Regions from separate parts of the Homo sapiens genome. Here region 2 is linked to region 1. Evidence: chromatin loops called from intact Hi-C (ENCODE). Cell type or tissue: PC-3. All regions are shown on one strand. Each heading gives the region's core, and the rest is flanking DNA. Links, peaks and the distances in the headings are about the cores only.

The links. Peaks named below come from ENCODE experiments on the same cell type or tissue, not always from the same donor. Only the 100,000 strongest peaks of a DNase experiment are listed, where the experiment ranks them.
Region 2: it touches region 1 in a loop (4-fold over the local background); 52 of 110 quality-filtered maps call a loop at or near these places.

The regions. Positions count from the first base shown.
Region 1 is chr3:124,782,188-124,793,500 of GRCh38, reverse strand. All of the region lies in intron 10 of ITGB5 (integrin subunit beta 5), which reads left to right. LOC124909422 (a long non-coding RNA gene) reads left to right here. Exons shown (of 2, transcript XR_007096043.1): 2 at 229-2,385. Among named protein-coding and RNA genes, the nearest start is that of MIR544B, 55 kb to the right of the region's middle. RefSeq lists enhancers at 1,875-2,407, 8,268-8,507. In PC-3, for the core only: CTCF peaks have their summits at 6,383 and 6,582 (motif pointing left); no DNase peak of the experiment used is centred there; H3K27ac peaks cover 521 bases.
Region 2 is chr3:124,874,027-124,884,003 of GRCh38, reverse strand. The region is part of intron 1 of ITGB5 (integrin subunit beta 5); the gene reads left to right. Among named protein-coding and RNA genes, the nearest start is that of ITGB5, 8.4 kb to the left of the region's middle. RefSeq lists a silencer at 308-602. In PC-3, for the core only: no CTCF peak of the experiment used is centred there; a DNase peak (open chromatin) is centred at 5,083; H3K27ac peaks cover 1,750 bases.

The sequences.
Region 1 (11,313 bases), core at 1,604-9,603:
GCAGGAGGGCCCCGCCTTCCCCCAGACAGTCCCCAGGCTTTGCCTAAAAAATTCCAGGGTGGTGGAATGGAGTTTCCATTCCTCTTAGTAGCCATAATAAAAGCTCTAAGCAGCCTGGCAGGCTTTTTAGCAGTTTTTCTTTTAAAGAGATATTAGCAAACGTGACAGAACCATCCCTCCTTCCCCTTCAGGATCCTGAAATAACCCTCTGGTATGTCTTCACCCTAGAAGCCTGCGTGTGTCCATGCAGCCTGGGAGCAAGGGCGTTTGAGTCAGATGCTGTGTGCACGTTTCATCTCCACAGTTCATCAGGCTGTGACCTTGGTTGTCTTGGACTTTGGCTTTTCCTGTCTCCTAAGATGGGCCAACACCATTTGTTTCTGCATTATTTTGAGAATTGAAGGAGAAGACAGAGATGAAGGCCCTGGCCTGGTACTCGGTAGGGAACAGGACCCAGTGGATGTTAGATGCCTCCTCTGTCTTGCTGAGACTGGGCATTTCTCTGAGTACAGAGCCTGGGAGACAGGGCAAGTGGGAGATGGGGTATGAGAGGCCCTCAGTGGGGAATACTGGTCATTTTGGAAACAGGAATATTCCATAGCTGCGTGAAAATGCAGCTTTTTTTTTGCTTAATCATCAGAACCCACAATCCTAAGTTAATCCTGCATTACAGAATTCTGCCAGACTTCATATCCAAAAACCCCTGGTGCTCTATCTCTTTCTCTTCCCTTCACCCCATACAATCCTGCGGGATCGGGAAATGCTCATGTCATGGGGTAGAGAAACCGGAGGTTTGCCAAGCCCTTGAGGCTCCTAGATCAACGATGCCTAAAGTCACTAACTTCCCTGAGGTTGCAGAATGAATGTCTTTTTTCTTCCCCACTGGAAAAGCCATAGACAACCATTAAAGAAAACTTGAAAAATACAGGGAAGTTGATGGATGTGTGGCCAGTTGGTGCTGTCTGTCTTCTTGGTGACCAGGAGTAATTTGGACCATCTGGGAAACCAGACCTCTTTTCACCCAGGCTGTTTCGTGTGCATCACTTCTGAGGCTGTGTGCTCAGTCAAGACCTTGCCAGAGAGTTGGGGGATTAGCCTTAGGTCGAGAATATTCTGAGCAGTAGTAAGAAATTTAAAAATCATCCATAATTTCATCACTCTTATTTTAAGAGATTAGTTTATTTCCTTCTAAACCTTCCTCTAAGTTAGTGTATGTGTGTTTATAGCTGCATACAATTTTGTATGATGCTTTTTTTCCTATAATATTATATCCTAAGGAGCACTTGAAGTCGAATGACTTTAGTAAATCATTGATGAGAACATTTTGAGTGTCTTTCCATTGCACTCCCAACTAGCCTTCTCCACCTCTTCACTTTAAAAGCAACAACTAGTTGAAACGTGACGCTATCCAAGTCTTTCCGGAGAAAATAGTTTCTGGAGTGAGATCATTGTTGTTTGACAATTTGGGAAGGACTTAAACTGAGTCCAGCTCCAGGCAGGACTTGATAACATGTTCATGCAGTGGCTTCTTTCACAGCGTTATAGCACCAGCCCTTCCTTGTCTCTCAAACCTTACAGCTCAGGAGGGGCTGTGAATGGATGGGTAAGGAATTCCAGTCCCTGGGTCCTTGGCACCTGTGGTCAGCATGGGGCTCCCACTCCAGAATTGCGTGCGGTGGTTTTGAGCTCTTGGGTCACGGCTACATCTGGAGTTGTTGTGGCAGAGAAGCCTGGTTCCCAGCCACCACTCTGCTCTTGAAGGTGCTGACTCAGAGACTCCCAAGCAGCTGACTTCAGCATTCTCTCACAGCTTTACACCCCCTCTTCCCTGCAGCCTGTCTTGGAAGGAAATCGTGTGGTTGTGGTCTGTCTTCAGAGTGGGGTTGAGGGGTGCACTTGAAGAAGTGGCTGAGGCAGAGCCAGGGCCAGAATAGGTAGGGTCACCCCAGAGAAACTCCTTCCACTTCACTGGACTCTCTATCAGTAGGAGGCTTACAGTCCTTGTCCCTGCCAAGACAGGGCTAGGGGCAAAGCGCAAGACATTACAGGTTTGCAATATGTTATCCATCATCAAAATGAGCAGTGAACAAATCCGACTAAGGTCTGGAAGCAATTGAACAACTCTGTTATTACTTTTGTGACACATTGTCATGGGAATGTGTGTGAGCTTGGGGCTCTTGTGTCTCTCTGCGGTTTCTAGAGGCAGCTTGACTTAGAGAATGGTTCTGTCCACAGACTGTTTCTGTGTGTGCGAGGGGAGCTTCCTGGGGCCATCATGAGGATTTCTTTTCTTTTGAGTCTTGTAAAGTATTGACCCATAGAATATGAGAAGCAGGACATGTTCTGTTCAGTTGTTTTTCATGTAATAAAAGATTCTTGCTCAAACTTTGAGTTTCTTTGTTAGTTTCTGTGTCCAAACGGTGCATTTTCTGGGATTTGAGCTACTCCCTTGTGGTACATTGCTGAGGTCAGTTTCAACCCAGATGCTTTCAACCTTCTCTACACTTAAAATGACTGCACTGGAGTACATTGAATCCTTTGCTAATGGTCAGCCTCATTCTTGGATTCCACATAATGAGGAAATTTAAATCAAATAGGATATAGAATTTTGAACACAGCCCTTTTGGTCTCGTGGCTGTAAGATCTCAAAAGCACCTCTGAGTAAGGTCTCATGTATACGTCTCACCTTTATTTTACCCAAAGTTTGAGCAAGAATCTTTTATTACTATGTGGCAGGCAATTAGAAGTCAAGGGGCATCCTCCGTTCTCTCCCAAACAAAAAAAAAAAGAACAAGAAGAAGCATGGTACTAGTAGCATCATTCCTAGCAGGCCAGGGCCAGCATCCAAGCATGGGTTCTGGGTCTGGGCTAACAGTTCCCGGCCGATTTAGCAAAGTTCTGATAACCCTGTCTAGTTAAAGGCAATTCTGTTAACCCTGTCTAGTCAAAGGCAGTTCTGTTAACCATGTCTAGTCAAAGGCGGTTCTGATAACCCTGTCTAGTCAAAGGCGGTTCTGATAACCCTGTCTAGTCAAAGGCGGTTCTGATAACCCTGTCTAGTCAAAGGCGGTTCTGATAACCCTGTCTAGTCAAAGGCGGTTCTGATAACCCTGTCTAGTCAGAGGCGGTTCTGATAACCCTGTCTAGTCAGAGGCGGTTCTGATAACCCTGTCTAGTCAGAGGCGGTTCTGATAACCCTGTCTAGTCAGAGGCGGTTCTGATAACCCTGTCTAGTCAGAGGCGGTTCTGTTAACCCTGTCTAGTCAGAGGCGGTTCTGATAACCCTGTCTAGTCAGAGGCGGTTCTGATAACCCTGTCTAGTCAGAGGCGGTTCTGATAACCCTGTCTAGTCAGAGGCGGTTCTGATAACCCTGTCTAGTCAGAGGCGGTTCTGATAACCCTGTCTAGTCAGAGGCGGTTCTGTTAACCCTGTCTAGTCAGAGGCGGTTCTGATAACCCTGTCTAGTCAGAGGCGGTTCTGATAACCCTGTCTAGTCAGAGGCGGTTCTGATAACCCTGTCTAGTCAGAGGCGGTTCTGATAACCCTGTCTAGTCAGAGGCGGTTCTGATAACCCTGTCTAGTCAGAGGCGGTTCTGATAACCCTGTCTAGTCAGAGGCGGTTCTGATAACCCTGTCTAGTCAGAGGCGGTTCTGATAACCCTGTCTAGTCAGAGGCGGTTCTGATAACCCTGTCTAGTCAGAGGCGGTTCTGATAACCCTGTCTAGTCAGAGGCGGTTCTGATAACCCTGTCTAGTCAGAGGCGGTTCTGATAACCCTGTCTAGTCAGAGGCGGTTCTGATAACCCTGTCTAGTCAGAGGCGGTTCTGATAACCCTGTCTAGTCAGAGGCGGTTCTGATAACCCTGTCTAGTCAGAGGCGGTTCTGATAACCCTGTCTAGTCAGAGGCGGTTCTGATAACCCTGTCTAGTCAGAGGCGGTTCTGATAACCCTGTCTAGTCAGAGGCGGTTCTGATAACCCTGTCTAGTCAGAGGCGGTTCTGATAACCCTGTCTAGTCAGAGGCGGTTCTGATAACCCTGTCTAGTCAGAGGCGGTTCTGATAACCCTGTCTAGTCAGAGGCGGTTCTGATAACCCTGTCTAGTCAGAGGCGGTTCTGTTAACCCTGTCTAGTTAAAGGCAGTTCTGATAACCCTGTCTAGTTAAAGCCACTCCTGAGATTAAGGCCACATCCTAGGCTTCTTGACTCTTGTCAAACAAAACACCTGCCATGGCAACAGTTATCCAGATACAGTTTTAAAAGTGTTTCTCACCATATTTATATTGTTTTCTTTAGTAATGTAATTTTCACACTCAGAATCAGTAGCCTGGCAGCCGTCCTTGGGGCTCAGGTTGCTGCTGTATCTCTGTCATTGCAATTGGCATATTTCACAAATGGCTTGTTACAGTACTGTCTTGAAGGTGACTTCCATGACAGAGGTCTCCAAAAGTACCTTTTGTTTGTTTTACAATAGAGACAGGGTCTCCCTATGTTTCCCAGGCTGGTCTTGAACTCCTGGGCTCAAGGGATCCTCCCACCTCAGCATCCCAAAGTGCTAGGATTACAGGTCTGAGCTAAAAGTACCTTTTGAATGAACCTAGGCTGGACATATTTAATCTCCAGGAAAGGGACCTCTTGGCAGGATCACCACCACTGTGTGCTTCTGGTAGGAGCACCTAGAAATTCTTCGGGTTTTTTCACATACATTAATCTCTGCTCAGTTTGATGTTCACCCAGATGCTTCTAGCAAATACAAGGATGCAAAATATATCTTCCACAGGAAGGACCCCTCTCTCCCAAAGGAAGCCCCCAGGCAGAGCTTCAGAAACCAGTGTAGCAATTTCCCTTACCTGGTATCATAGAAATCCTAAATATGTACATGACAGTGAGGGCCAGGAGAGTCCGGTTCCATTTTGGAACAGGTGGCTCTGAGAACAGAATTTGTTACAGGATTCTTCAGTAACTCATCATAAGGAATGAGACACCTGTGAGTGGTAGTAATACTTCTGCAGGCTACCACGTACAGGGTGGCTAAGGACAATGCATGTTCCTTAGGCAATGATAACACAGGCAGAGCTGCCAGAAACCATGGCAGTAACCAGCACAGAGATGTTTCTCCTTGTCCCCTGCCAGGAATACTGCAAAAGCCTTTAGAGGCCTCCTTATATAATGGAAAGGAAATGGCTCTGGAATTTCCTACCCCAGAAGGGAGTTGTGAGGAACCAACAGGACAGTGTCTATAAAGCTCCTTGCAGGGGCCCTACCACCAGGGGCACTGAGTATATTTTTCTCCCCCGGGGCTGGGTGCAGTGGCTCACACCTGTAACCCTAGCACTTTGGGAGGCCAAGGTGGTGGGTGGATTGCTTGAGCTCAGGAGTTCAAAACCAGCCTGGGTAACATAGCAAGGCCCCGTCTCTACAAAAAATTATCCAGGCATGGTGGCGTGTGCCTGTGGTCCCAGCTACTTGGGAGGCTGAGGTAGGAGGACCACTGGAGCCCAGAAGGTGGAGGTTGCAGTGAGCAGAGATCATGCCACTGCACTCCAGCCTGGGCAACAGAGCAAGACCCTATCTCAAAAAAAAAAAAAAAAGAGCTATCTGTTTCTAGCCACTACTCAAGTTCACTTGAAAAGCAAAAAGGTACCAAATTGTAGGGCTTGTGATCCTATAATGAAATAATACATCTTTTAAACTAGTCACATGAGCCAGCTGGGCTGCTCATCTCTGGAGTCAGCCAGCCTCTTGCAGCTTGTGGTTGGAGAAACCAGAGCTTTGGAAAAACCAGAGCTTAGTAAGTATCTGATCTGAGACAATGCAGCTACAAATATAGAAACAACAATCTCTCATTGAAGGTCATTTTGTGTTAGGCAGGTTGCTGCATTCATCTCATTCAACAAAAGTTCATTGAGCGTTCTTCATAAGCCAAGTGTTGTACTGGCTGCCAGGGATATACAGCTGGAGTTTCAGTCTTGAATTAATTTCTAAATTTTTATTGCCCCTGGAATTTTCCACTTCTTTCTTGAAACTTTCTGGAAATAAGGAATGGGAACATGAATCATCTTATGCTTCTACCTTTACCATTAAGACTTCTTTGAGATCTTGAAAGACAAAAAACAGAGTGTTGGGAAGCATTTTGAGAACCTGCCTTCTCGGTGCTCTGAGCTTAGCTCAGTAAATGGAGCTTTTTCACTGCTTTTGCTTACCGCTCAGATCCTGTGTCCAGAAACATCTTAAGCAACAATTCACCTGTGATTCTGAAAATCTAAGCGTTGGGCCTCCCCTCACCGTCCCACTCCCTCTACTTAGGAAGAGAAGTTTGCCAACAGAACCCCGTGGCGAGGATTCTGTGTGTGCCTTTGAACTTCAGGCCTGGTGCTTAAGGTCACGAGGTTTGGCTTGTGAAGGAAATAATGACATTTAAAAAGCAAAGGAAAGTACTAGGAAGACCTAAGAATGCCAAAGATAAGATCTTAGTCATGTAGGCTTGAGGTGTGCGTGGTATTAGCCTTTTGATATTATAGGATAACATGCTGGAAACTTTTCCATGTTTAAATTTAAAACTGTGAGAGACCTCTGGTGGCTGAAATGGTTATTCTTAAGGATTCTTTTGTTCCATTTCTTAGGGGTTGAGCTGACACTTTGAGTTTGGTCTTGGTTTTAGATACTTCAACATAGTTGGTTATTTACAGGCTTCTGCTGCTCAGTGCCTCTGGTGAGGTGGGGCAGGTCTGGATGGAGCTATGTTGATCTTTGGGGTGAGTGTCTGTCATGCTCAGAACACTGACCTAAGAGCTCCACCCAGATCCAAAAGCTCCCTTGAGTCTGGAAGTTGCTCCAAGTCTGATCTGCTCAAAGGTTTCCTTCCTCTTTCCAGGGCTCCCTCCTGGGCTCTGACTGTTGTTCTCTGACCCAGAGGAGGGAACCTGCTGTCACTCCACCCCATAGCCACCACTCCCAAAGTCTATCAGGTGAGTCCAGATGTCCCTAAGCTAAAGAAATATGCAACCCAGGTTGGTATGTTATTTGACGTCATGAAGTTGGCCTTTAGCAACAGGCAAAACTATAGTAACACAAGGAGAATCTTTTTTTTTTTTTTAAGAGACAGGGTCTTGCCCTGTTGACTAGGCTGGAGTGCAGTGGTACACTCAGTAGCCTACTGCAGCCTCAAACTCCTGGGCTCAAGCAATCCTCCCTTCTCAGCCTTCCAAAGTGTTGGGATTACAGATGTGAGCCACTGCACCCAGCTGAGAATCTGTTTTAATGGCCTTTTCACTATATTGAGATCATTTCCTTGGAAACAAACAGGCTCGTTTGTTAGTGTTTTGCACTCATCATGAGCAAGCCCTAACTGGGAGGATTTTTTTGCATCTCATGCCTTTCCTAGCAGAGCCTGTCACACACGGTGTGTCTACAGTGCATTGCCTGCTTCGACTATTTACATTGGGGAAAATTGAAGCCCAGAATCTGAACTAGGGCTCCTTGTGATTTTTGATTATAGAGTCAGACAGGGAGAACCTTGCACTGCCTTTTGCAGGTAAACAATTAGCTCATTTCTACCTAAATTTACTTTTTTTGGTTAACTTAAGACCCTTCCCACCACCCTGGCACTTAGCCTACATTTTCCAAGTCCTACCTTATAAGCGTTCTTTATCTCTGTCAAAATTTTAGGAAATATTTAGCCCGTTTTCCTAAGTGAGTTTCTCTAGGTTACATAAGGATATGTCAGACACAGTGAACCAGGCCTGGAGGATACACATGGACCAAGCAACTGCCTGAGGTACTCATCGTTTCGTGACTATAATTTGATGAAAGACATAGAGCTCTTCTTAGTATTCAGTGGGTATCTGGCTGTTGTTATTGGTGATGCTGAACCTACAAGTGCACCTTTGTTTTTTTGGGGTTTTTTTTTTTTTTTTGAGATGGAGTCTCGTTCTGTTCCCCAGGCTGGAGTGCAGTGGCACGATCTTGGCTCACTGCAACCTCTGCCTCCCGGGTTCACGCAATTCTCCTGCATCAGCCACCTGAGTAGCTGGGATTACAGGCGCCTGCCACCACACCTGGCTAATTTTTTGTGTATTTTTAGTAGAGACAGAGTTTCACTATGTTGGCCAGACTGGTCTCGAACTCCTGACCTCGTGATCTGCCCACCTTGGCCTCCCAAAGTGCTGGGATTATAGGCGTGAGCCACCGCGCCCGGACACAAGTGCACCTTTGTTAGTCTCTTCTAATTTATAAAACGCCCTTGACGTGAATGATCTCATTTACTTGTTATTACTGTGCCAGGAGATTGGTGTGCTGTCACTCACCCTGCCCTTGTGGGAGGCTACGGCTGAGAAGACTGGCATGTAGGCCACACTCCCCACTGAAATTTTGGGCCAAAAGTCTTGACCCAAACAACGTCTACCTCCCCTAACCCTAGGGGGCTGCTCTTCTGCTGAGCAGCTGCTTCCCTGCCGCCTCATGGCTTGACTGGGGTCCCGGCAGCCAGGCTTCAGTGTGGCCTACACATGGGACATTCCAAACCACCTCCGTCCTTTGAGAAGGCAGCTAGTCTCTGAACAGTGGCCAGCCTGGGGTGGAATATGGGAACTGTTAACCAACCACAACACCATGACAGTTTCCAGTTTGAAAATAGTAACCCTCGCATCCTGTTGCGGTGACCAAGAGGGTGGCGAGTTCACACTTTCCAGATGTGATTGGCATTTCCCCAGAAGTGCCTGCCAGGCGGATTGGGCAGGTTAAGCCAAACCTAAGGTGTTGACCTGAAGTACCTCTGTTTCTTTTGGCTACAGCCTTCTGTTTTTCTTTCTGAATCAGCATTCTCAGGGTCCTAGAAGAGGACTATGGTTGATTTCACTCAGCTGGTTTTAGACTTCTTTGAAACTGGAAAGGTGAATTCATTAAAGAACACAGGATTTGTCCATCTTCCCTCCACTGCCTTAATCTCCCTGTGACATGGCAGCTGGGCATCGGCATTGATTTTGTTTGTTGTTGTTGTTGTTTGAGATAGGGTCTCACTGTCTCTCCTAGACTGGCGTGTGAATCACAGCTCATTGCAGGCTTGAACTCCTGGGCTCAAGCTATCCTCCCACCTCAGCCTTCCAAGTAGCTGGGACTACAGGCATGTGCCACCATGCCTGGCTAATTTTTAATTTTTTCGTAGAGATGGGGTCTCACTGTTTTGCCCAGGCTGGTCTACAACTCAAGGGATCCTCCCACCTCAGCCTCCCAAACTGCTGGGATTACAGGCATAAGCCACTGCACCCAGCTGGCATCAGCATTGAGAAATCAGGTGGCTAAGACCAGAAAGGCAAAGATAGCCTTTGAGACGGTTCTGTTGCTTTTTACAATGGAGTCTTAGATTTCTAGCCAGTACCATCATCTCAGAAAGTTAATGCTGAGGTTTGGAGAACCTTGGCTTAAAGCAATATCACCTTATTTTTTTTTATAGCAGTGGTATTTTGCTACTCAGATACAGAATGCCCCATGTAGTCCAGCCGATGAAGGACAAAGGGTGAGGGGCTTGTCAGGGCATTGCCTGTTGGGAAACACCATCAGCTGACTGATGGGGCTGGTTTGTTAACAATATGCCGCGGACAGAGGAGCAGCTGTCCCTGAGACTAAAGATGTGTCATTGTTTGTATCTCTAAAGAGCTTTTTGCTGGAGAAACCCAAACAATGTGCAAGAAAAGTGGGAGATGCAAGGCTGCGATTTCAGTGTGACCACAACCATGTTCTTCCAGAGAAAAGAGAATTCTTAATTGTCTTTTTCTCATGTTACTCTGAAGTCTCTGGGTTTCTTGGACATTTGTTAAGAATCTGAAATATCTCAAGAATCACATTTAAGTTCTTCAGGTATCAATAATACTTCTGTTCCTTTTCTTATGTCCAGCATTGGATGTCTTCCCCCAGGGTTTGAGGTTTGTCCTGGTGATATTGTCAACCACAACCAAAGGACAGCATGTTCTGAGCATCTTCTACACGCCTGACACCATGCTAGGTGTGGGGCACAGAAACATAAAACAGAGGCTTTGATTGCGTGTGGGTTTGTAGGCTAATGAGATGAGGCAGACCAGCAAACAAACAAGTCCATCAGTGTGCCAAGTGATTCTATACCTACGTCTCTTAACTAAGTCTTCTGGTCAGCTTTTGAACATGCTCAGGTCTGTTTAATCTCTCTCTCTCTCTTTTTTTTTTTTTTTTTTTTTTTGAGACGGAGTCTCGCTCTGTTGCCCAGGGTGGAGTGCAGTGGTGCAATCTTGGCCCATTGCAACCTCCGCCTGCCTGGTTCAAGCAATTATCATGTCTCAGCCTCTGGAGTAGCTGGAATTACAGGCGCCTGCCACCACGCCCGGCTAATTTTTGTATTTTTAGTAGAGATGGGGTTTTATCATGTTGCCCAGGTTTGTCTCGAACTCCTGACCTCAAGTGATCCACCCACCTCAGCCTCCCAGAGTGTTGGGATTACAGGCGTGAGCCACCATGCCCGGCCTGTTTAATCTTAAAATATTAAAAAAGAAAAAAAAGAAAGAAAGGGAAAATAATAGAAAATAAAAACCCTGTCATCAGTCTGCACCACACTCACTGCAAGCTCCCCTTTCCTCCATATTCACAACCACATTTTTTTTTTCTTTTTTTTGAGACGGAGTTTCACTCTTGTCGCCCAAGCTAGAGTGCAATGGCACAATCTCAGCTCACTGCAACCTCCTCCACCTCCTGGGTTCAAGCAATTTTTCTGCCTCAGCCTTCTGAGTAGCTGGGATTACAAGCGTGTGCCACCACACCCAGCTAATTTTTGTATTTTTAGTGGAGACAGGGTTTCACCATGTTGGTCAGGCTGGTCTCAAATTCCTGACCTCAGGTGATTCTCCCGCCTCGGCCTCCCAAAGTGCTGGGATTACAGCCGTGAGCCACCGTGCCCAGCCCACAACCACATCCTTAAAACAGTTGTCTACACTTGCTGCCTTCCTTCACTGACTCCCTCTCAGTCCTTAACTCAGTCTAATTTGGATTCAGTCCTGTGACTCCACTAAAATAGTCTTCCCATGTCCCCAGTGACCTTGTCTTGATAAATCTATGGGCTCTCAGCCCTCATCGTACTTGACTTCTCGGCTGTAGTGGACTCCGTTGGCCATGCCCTCCTTGAAATGCTCTCTTCCCATAGTGGTAAGGAGTATGGGCTTCTGGTCAAACAGATATGGGTGAAATTCCAGCCCTGCCACCTACCTGCTGTGTGGTTTTGGATCAGTTACTTGGCTTCTCTGTGCCTCATTTCTATATCTGTAAAAATTAGAGTAATAATTGTACCACAAC
Region 2 (9,977 bases), core at 574-8,573, 92 kb before region 1:
TCAGTACGGATTTCCAGCAGGAAACTGACCTTAGGTTTCAGGGGCTCATTTCAAACAAGTCCCTGGCCGGCTGACAACCCCCTCCCGTCCCCACCAAGGGCTATCTCCTGCTCTTTTTATTATCTTATGGCCAAGAGCCTTCAGACAGAATCCTAGGATGTGGTCTTCCCACAAAACCAGGGGTCTCACTGAGGTGAGGCTTTTCCACGCTGCCTTTGCTAAGACAGAGAGAGGAACACCGTCTTATAAAGAGGATCCTGCAACACCGCTGGAATTATGTGTGCTATCACATTCATTTCTTTTTAAAAAAGCAATCGAATGTTCTTCTAGTGAATGCTCTGCACATCCTAAGAAAGCCCTTTGTTTTATTTAGTGGACTCATGTTGGCAGCACCCTTCCTCTACCCCCAACCCCCTACCACATTTCCTGTGGTCTGTGATGGGGTTGTTGGAATTTGGCTGGGTCTGCAGCTCTCTGTAGGTAACCAGGCACAGGTTTAGAGCTGACAGGACAATGAAATACAAACAGTGGGTTTGGTCTGTAGACTGCTGTTTATCCTATGGATTTACATTTTAACTCCATCATCCTTGAGTTGGGGGAGCTTTTTATAAAGGGGATTGAGGCAGAAGAGGGCAGGGTCTAATTAGCTCTAATTAGTATTCCCCGCCTGCTTGTTCTCCATGCTTATTTAGCTACTGAGGCAACGGGGAATTAAAATATCTAAGTAGTTTGGCAAAAGGCCTTTTGTGCCTGCGTGGCCTGGTAACTACTTTTTCTTATTCAGCCTGGCCATGGAAATATTCTGAGATGCTTTAACGATATCAGTAATGTGGGACAATTACAAACTACTTAAATAATAGGGCCCCTTTCACATGGCAGTGTGCAGCTGGGTTAATGGGATAGGGTCTCTTTTCACAGGTATTTCCAGTTGGCTGGAGCCGAGGGCCTTGGAGAACTGACTGCCGTGGTTTGTTTTCCTTCTTTCCGGTTCGAATGGGATTAATGGCCTCTATAAATGTAAAGGAATGCTTTATTTAGAGGCACCCATTTGTTTCTGAGGCTTCTTGCTTCCGTTGAATGCAGGGTTTACTTCCCGGGCCTCATGGTGAAAAGTTTGCTCTAAGACAGGCTTGACTCATCCCCTAAGGCTGATGCTTTGAAGGCACTGCGGGGTACCCTGCCCTCTCTTTATAGGATTCCCTCCCCAACTCCAGCCAGACATTTTCAGAGCTGGTTGTCTCTTGTAGAGCTGGGACCTACTTCTGCAACTTGTTCTCTTTAGTTATTCTCAACTGTCCCTCAGAGTGATCCTGAGATCCAACTCAAGTCAGATCATATCTCTCTGCTTAAAACCTTCGAATGGTTTCCCAGAGTCCTGCCAGGCTCCACGAACTCTCCACCTACTTCTCTGACTTTCCTTCACCACTTTCCCTTCGATCCTTTGCTCCAGCAGCATGGGCCTCCCACTGTCCCTTCAGCGTGCCAGCCATGCTCCCATGGCAGCCCTTCTCCCTGCCTGGAATACTGTCCTCCAAGATATCTGCATGACCGGCTTCCTCCACCCTGCAACCCTTTTTCTAGCATCTCCTGCTCAGCCAAGTTTTCCCTGGCCGCTCCCAGCTAAAGCTGCAACCTCCTCCCTATATCCCGAGTTCTTTTTATCTGCTTTTCTTCTTTAATTTTTGTCCTTAGCACTCACCACCATCTAATGTAACTACATATCTTCTTCACTATTTCCCCTAAGTAGAATTCTCCCCCAGCCAGGATGTGAGCTCCGTGAATAAGGGAGTCTTGTTGGTTTTATTCATCTCTGTATCCTCCATGCCTACAACAGCACCAGGCACATATTTGTTGAATGAATAATGGATGAACCTGAATCTTGGTAATTGGGAGGTGAAGAGGGCGATGCATCCCGTCCTCAACTCCCTGTTGCCTTCCACAGCTAGCTTTGAAGTCAGGGACTATGCATGCGGCTTGTTAGGAAGAAACATCCTGGGAGAAAGAGATTCTGTTGGAATGTGTCAGGATTTTTTTTTTAATTGGAGTCTCACTCTGTTGCCCAGGCTGGAGTGCAGTGGTGCAATCTCTGGTCACCGCAACCTCTGCCTCCCAGGTTCAAGCGATTCTCCTGCCTCAGCCTCCCGAGTAGCTGGGATTACAGGCGTACACCACCGCACCTGGCTTATTTTTTAATTTTTAGTAGAGATGGGGTTTCACCATGTTGGCCAGGCTGGTCTTGAACTCCTGACCTCAGGTGATCTGCCCACCTTGGCCTCCCAAAGTGCTGGGATTACAGGCATGAGCCACCACTCCTGGCTTTGTGTTAGGATTTTTTGAGCTGGTATGGAGGCCATTTGGTCTACTCCCTGAGTTGTTTGCATGAGGAAGCTGAGGCCTGGAAAGGTTAAGTGACTTGCCCTAGGTCACATAACCAATAAGTGACAGAACAAGTCCTCTGATCTTTTATACCCAGTATATCCTGTTCTCCTTCCCTACATCCCTGGGTGGAGCAGAACTATCTCCTCCTCCTCCTGCTTTCATGGCCCATTCCATTAGAGAGACTGGGGGCTGCAGCTGGTCTGTCTCACCTGCTACCTGGTTAATAGCCCTGGTCTTATTTACCTGTGTCCCTGACACAGCCACAATGCTTGGTACTCAGATGATCCCTTCTCTCACCCCAGGATTTTAATGGGCTTAGAAAAACTTTATTTAAAAGATTTGGCCAGGCAGGGTGGCTCACACCTATCATCCCAGCACTTTGGGAGGCCGAGGCAGGCAGATTACCTGAGGTCAGGAGTTCGAGACCACCCTGGCCAACATGGCAAAATCCAGTCTCTACTAAAAATACAAAAATTAGCCAGGCATGGTGGTGTGCACCTGTAATCCCAGCTACTCAGGAGGCTGAGGCAGGAGGATCGCTTGAACTTTGGAGGCCGAGGTTGCAGTGAGCTGAGATCACACCACCGTACTCTAGCCTGGGAGACAGAGACTCTGTCTCAAACAAACAAACAAACAAACAAACTTTTACATATGTACTTTTTCTTTTCTTTTTCCCTTTCTTTTTTATTTTATTTTGAGATGGAGTCTCACTCTGTTGCCCAGGCTGGAGTACAGTGGTGTGATCTTGACTCACTGCAACCTCTGCCTCCTAGGTTCAAGCCATTCTCATGCCTCAGCCTTCCAAGTAGCTGGGATCACAGGCACGTGCCACCATGCCTGGCTAATTTTTTGTATTTTTAGTAAAGATAGGGTTTCACGATGTAGGCCAGGTTGGTCTTGAACTCCTGACCTCAGGTGATCTGCCTGCCTCAGCCTCCCAGAGTGTTGGGATTACAGGCATGAGCCACTGTGCCCGGTGTCTCTTTTATTTATTTATTTATTTTTTAAAAAAAGACAGAATCTCGCTCTGTCACCCAAGTTGGAGTGCATTAGCGTGATCATGGCCCACTGTAGCTTGAACTCCTGGGCTCAACTGCTCCTCCCACCTGGTCCTTGCAAATTGTTGGGATCACAGAAGTGAGCCAGTGTGCCTGGCCCTTAAAAAAGCCTTCAAAGAATTTAGAGCAGTTTTAGATTTCCAGAAAAATTGAGAAGATAGTGCAAAGAGTTCCCATCTACCTCACACCCAGTTTTGCCTATTATTAACATCTTACATTAGTATGGTACCTTTATTATAATTAATGAACCATATTGATATGTTATTATTAACTAAAGTCCATCAGTTTAGATTTCTTTAGTGTTTACCTAAGTCCTTTTTCTGTTCTAGGATCCCATCCAAGATACCACAATACATTGAGTTGTCATGTCACCTTGGGTTCCCATGGCTGTGACAGTTTCTCAGTCTTTTCCTTGTTTTTTATGACCTTGACAGTTTTAAGAAGCACTGGTCAGATATTTTGTAGATCATCCCCCTCTTGGGATTTTCTGATTTTTTCCCGTGATTAGACAGAGTTAGGTGATTTTGGAAGAAGAACATAGAGGTAATCAATTGCCTCTTTAAAAAAATACCTTTTGATAGGTAATATAGTCCCATAATTTTTAAAAGTATAACTCATATCAAGCGAGAAGCCTCTCTTTCTTGTTGCCCATCAGTGTGGGATATTTCTGTGACCCCCTTTTCTAAATAAATTGTGCCTATATAGTTCCTATTATAAAGCTAATAAGCTTTCTTATGTATCCTGAGGGTTTCTATGGATATGTTACGAATATCCCTCTTTCATTTTTATTCAGAGGCAGCACAAAACACAGTATGTATCTTGCTTTTTATTTTTAACTTAGCGATGTATTGGGGTAAGCTTCCTGTCAATACAGAGAGCATGCTCATTCTTTCTTTATAGCTGTCTAGCACTCCATTATATGAATTGGTGTTTTAAAAATAGAAGTCAGATCTGTAAGGCTGGTATTGTTGAGTGTTGTGCAGATGTCTGATGTTCATAAAGGCAGTCTTGAATGAGAACTGCTGGGATAGAACCTTCCTAGGGCATATTTGCATTTCATGGTAACATTTAGACATATGGCTATTTAGTTGCTGGAGTCTATACTGGGACTCTTTTGTCCATTGTGTGACAAATGTGAGGGCCTGGTTCAGGGTGTGGGGAGAAGCATTCCAGGGCATTGCCATCTTCAAGGCAGAAAGGCCATTTCAGCTTCTGTATTCACTTCTGTTATCCTACTGAATATTTTGGATCAGGAAATTCCAACTGCAGATGTATGTTTTAGTAGTAGTTGTCTGACCTTGGACCCATGGGGTGTACAGAAGTGGAGAGAGGCTGAATGGAAGGAGGCCAGCCAGGAGGCTATGGCAGGAATTTAGACCAGAGGGCCTGGCTTGGGTTGTTGGGGCTAGAGGTTGCAGACAGGAAGGGTTGGCTTAGGATAAACATTTCTTGCATCTTGAAAGGAGTGATCAACCGGATGCGGTGGCTCCTTGAATGATTGATGAAACACAGGGGTGAGTCAGTGAATTTTGGAAGAACATATTTTTAGATTACAGTTTGCAGTAAACACTGGGCTTCAGAGACGTGAGGCAAAAGAGATACATGGAGTTGCCACCGAGCTGGGAATAGTCACTATGCAAACAGCAAAGAAGATGAGATGTGGCTATCATCTGGGCTGCTAGTTCCTGTTTCCATGACCTAGACCTAACACTGACATTTGTGAACTCCGTGTGTTTAGTTTTTTATTCATTGCTTCCTTCCTTTTCAAAATGCTTATTGGTGCCAAATGACTCATCCAGCAAAGTCCAAACTCTGAAATATTAATAGGTGGAGAGAGGAGAGATGCCAAAGGGAGTGAGTCTGACATTACACATACCAGCACACAGCCTGTGGTTTTGGATCCTGGAGTACCTGTCTGGTACCTGGTACCCGGCACACTGTGAGTTCCTGGACATCAAGGGCTGGTAGGTCATTCACCTGTGCATTTCTAGCATCCCCCCAGTCCAGTGCTCAGCGTTTAGGGTGTGTTAAGTGCAGAGTTTCTTGAATTTGAATGTGTCCCAACAGCAACTGAATTTTAGGGCAATCATTTTGAGTACAAACGACTTTACTTTTCCATGTGAATATTTAATAATAACAGAAACAGTTAGTAATGCTATATGACAAATTGTTTTACAGTTGTTCATGATGTTTTCATACCAGGTGACTATCACATCCTTTGAGTTTCTTTGGTATTGTGTCCAATTAAGTAAGGGCTTTTAGGCTGGTGGACCAGAAGACCAGAGCTCAGTCTGATCTGCATCAGAATTGAGGAGCTCTTATTGTCCTGAGCCCTGGACCTCCAGCCCAAGTTCCCAGAGCTCATGATGAGGCTCTGGTAATTATAAAGTGTTGTTTGCAAATGTATGTGGCTTTGAAGCTGGATACGGTGGCTCACGTCTATAATCCCAGCACTTTGGGAGGCTGAAGTGGGCAGATCACTTGAAGTCAGGAGTCGAAGTCAGAAGACCAGCCTGTCCAACATGCTGAAACCCTATCTCTATTAAAAATACAAAAATTAGCCAGGCGTGATGGCATATGCCTGTAATCTCAGCTATTCAGGAGGCTGAGGCAGGAGAATCACTTGAACTTGGGAAGCAAGGTTGCAGTGAGCCAAGATCATGCCCCTGCAGTCCAGCTTGGGCAACAAAGCAAGACTCTGTCTAAAAAAAAAAATTATGTGGCTTTGATCAGAGTCCTACGTGAGGCCTTTGACCTCAAATTCCTTTCTGATAAAGGGGCTGTTACAGATCTCCAGAGGACCCTAGAGCTCAGCAGGTCACACCAGCCCTACATCCAAGATGGCAGAGGGACCACCAGGCAGGTATCCCATGTGGGCACTTGCTGGTCAGGACCCCGTCTGACCTCTTTTTTGTAGATAGGGCTCCTTGTTTCAAGTCACATACTCTCATTATCTTACATTTTCATCTATAAAAAGAGGCAACTTGACTAGCTCATCTTAAAACAATCCTAGCCCCAAGGTGCTATAATCTCATGATTTTATGAAAATGATTTTATATATCAAAGAAAAGGATATGCCACAACGAGCCTGAGTTTGTATTTGATAAGGTTGAGGAGAGGAGGAGCAAAGTTACTTTCATTCTAGATTTATTTTTTTTCCCCTGCAGATAGTGATTGCTGACAGGTACGGGGATTTGACCAAAAAATGGGACTGACATTTTGCAACTCTTTTCCTGCACACACTTTTGTTTTTAAAGGCTTAAGTGCCTATTTAAAAATCACTAAGTGAGCCAGGTGTGGTAGCTCACGCCTGTAATCCTAGCACTTTGGGAGGCCCAGGCAGGAGGATCACTTGAGCCCAGGAGTTTGAGACCAGCCTGGGCAACATGGCAAGACCCTGTCTTCCACCACAAAAAAAAAAAAAAAAAATTAGCCAGGTGTGGTGATGTGTACCTGGAGTCCCAGCTACTTGGGAGGCTGAGGTGGGAGGATCACTTGAGGCTAGGAGTTTGAGGCTACAGTGAGTTATGATCACACTACTGCACTCTAGCCTGGGCAGCAGAGCTAGACCCTGTTTCAAACAAAGAAAAAAAAACAAACAAGAAATCAAAAAAAAGAAAAGAAAAGAAAACTCACTGAGTGAGTGAATTCATTTAAAATTAGGAGGTTGTCAGCACATACACAGGCAGGTCCAGCTTCCCAGTAGGTTGTGTTCTCAGACCTTCTTCGTCCACATTTGGCCCTGGATGGCTTTTCCTGCTGAAGTGAGGTCAGGCAAGGTGGGTGGGTCCCAGCAGCCTCAGATCCTCCTGCTGTAGGCCTCCCTGGGTGAGGTAGATAAGGATGAGGAGGCCTAGGGTTCAGGGTTAGGGCTGGTGGAAACCTTTGTTCTCACCCCCTGTGGGTTCTCAAAGCCTCTCTTCCTTTCTTCCTAGCCTCTCAGCTTCTGCCTGTTTCTCCCTTCCCTCTGGTCCCAGCTACTATCCTTATGCCAATTGGTATTTCTTCCTTCTAAAGTCCCTGGGGTGACATGATAAAGCTTCCTTCCCCTACCACCACCTCCTGCACCCACCCCTCTGCCAGTCAGCAGTTTTGCCGTTTGCGATTTCTGTGAGTTTTTACTGCTAGTGACAAAGGAGAAGCAGGGAGTTAAAATTAGCAAATTAGGGAAATGTTCCAGTTGCAAGATACTGGTTTGTTTTTTTTTTAACCCCTATTTTGGCATTTCTTCTCTTTTACTTTTTAAATTTTTCTTTTCTTTTTCCAGCTTTATGGAGGTAGTTGACAAATAATTGTGTATATTTACAGTATATGATATGATGTTTTATTATATGTATATATTTGTAGTGATTACTACCATCCAGCTAATTCACATATTTATCACCTCCCATAGTTATCTTTGTGTCTGTGTGGTGAGAGTATTTAAGATCTACTCTCTTAGCAATTCTCAAGTGTGCAATACATTATTATGAACTATTTTCACCATTCTGCACAATAGATCTCCAGAACTTATTCATTCTCTCTAACTGGAACTTTGTACCCTTTAACCATCTCGCCTTTCTCCATCCCACCTCAACCCCACCAGCCATGGCAACCACCATTTTACTCTCCGTATTTCTGAGTTCAGTTTTTTTCCACTCCACGTATAAGTGACATAATGCAGTATGTCTTTCTGTGCCTCGCTTAATAGTGTCCTCCAGGTTCATCCATGTTGTCCCAAATGACAGGATTTTCTCAATTTTTTAAGGCTGAATAGATTACATTGTATGTGTATACCACTTTTTAAAAATACCACATTTTCTTTATTCATCTGTCTGTTGATTGCATATCTTGGCTGTTATGAATAGTGCTGCAAGGAACATGAGAGTGCAGGTATGTCTTTGACATACTGATTTCATTTTCTTTGACTATATACCCCGAAGTGGAATTGCTGGAACACATAGTACTTCTGGTTTAAGGAACCTCCATATCATTTTCCATAATAGCTGTACTAATTTACATTCCCACCAACAGTGTACAGAGTTTCCCTGGTTCCCTTTTATCCACATTCTTGCTAGCACTGGCTTTTGTCTTTTTTTTTTTTTTTTTTTGAGACAGAGTCTTGCTCTGTCACCCAGGGTGGAGTGCAGTGGCACTATCTCGGCTCACTGCAGCCTCCGCCTCCTGGGTTCAAGTGATTCTCGTGCCTCAGCCTCTCAAGTAGCTGGGATTAGGAGGTGCACCACCACACCCAGCTAATTTTTGTATTTTTAGTAGAGATGGGGTTTCACCATGTTGCCCAGGCTGGTCTCTAATCCCTGATCTTAGGTGATCCACCCACCTCGGCCTCATAAAGTGCTAGTATTACAGGTGCGAGCCACGGTGCCTGGCCCATTGCTCATTTTTGTAACTGGGTTATTTGCTTTCTTAATATTGAGTTGTTTGAATTCTTTATGTATTTGGATGTTAACCACTTATCAGATGTGTGGTTTGCAAATATTCTCTCGCATATAGTAGGTTGTTTCTCTGCTCTGTTGATTGTTTCCTTTGCTGTGCAGAAGCTTTTTAGTTTGATAGAATTCCATTTGCCTATTTTCATTTTTGTTGCCTGTGCTTCTGGGATAATATTCAAAAAGTCATTGCCTAGTCTGATGCCAGAGAGCTTTCCTCGTGCATTTTCTTTTGGTAGTTTTACATTTCAGGTGTTATATTTAAGGTTTTAAACCATATTGAGTTGATTTTTTAAATATAGTGTGAGATAAGAGTTCAGTTTCATTCTTCTGTATATGGATATCTGGTTGTCCTAAAACCATTTATTGAACAGACTGGCCTTTCCCCATTGTGTGTTCTTGACAACTTTGTTGAAGATCAGTTCACTGTAAATGCCTGGATTTATTTCTGGGCACTTTATTCTGTTCCATTGGTCTACATGTCTGTTTTTATGCCAGTACTGTGCTGTTTTAATTACAGTTGCTTTGTAGTATATTTTGAAATCAGGTAACACAATGCCTCCATCTTTGTTCTTCTTGCTTAAGATTGTTTTGGCTATTTGGGTTTCATACAAACTTTTGTGGTTTTATAAAAATTTTAGGATTGTTTTTTCTATTTCTGTGAAAAATGACATTGGGATTTTGACAAAGAGTGAATTAAATTTTTAGACTGGATAGCATGGACATTTTGACAATATTAATTCTTCCAAACCGTGAGCACAGGATATCTTTCCATTTTGGGGATATTCTTCAGTTTCTTTTTCTTTCTTTCTTTTTTTTTTTTTTTTTTTTCCGGCTTTTGAGACTGGGTCTCCCTCTGTTGCCCAGGCTGGAGTGCAGTGGTACGATCATGGCTCAAAGTGCACACTACCACACCTGGTGAAATTTTGTTTTTCTTAGAGACAGGGACCCTATGTTGCCTAGGTCGGTTTCAGACTCCTAGGCTCAAGCAATTCTCCTGCTTTCGCCTCCAAAATGTTGGGATTATTATAGGCATGAGCCACCATGCCTAGCCTTGGGTTTTTTTTTTTTTTTATTTGACCTATTAATAGATATATTGAATCAATGGATT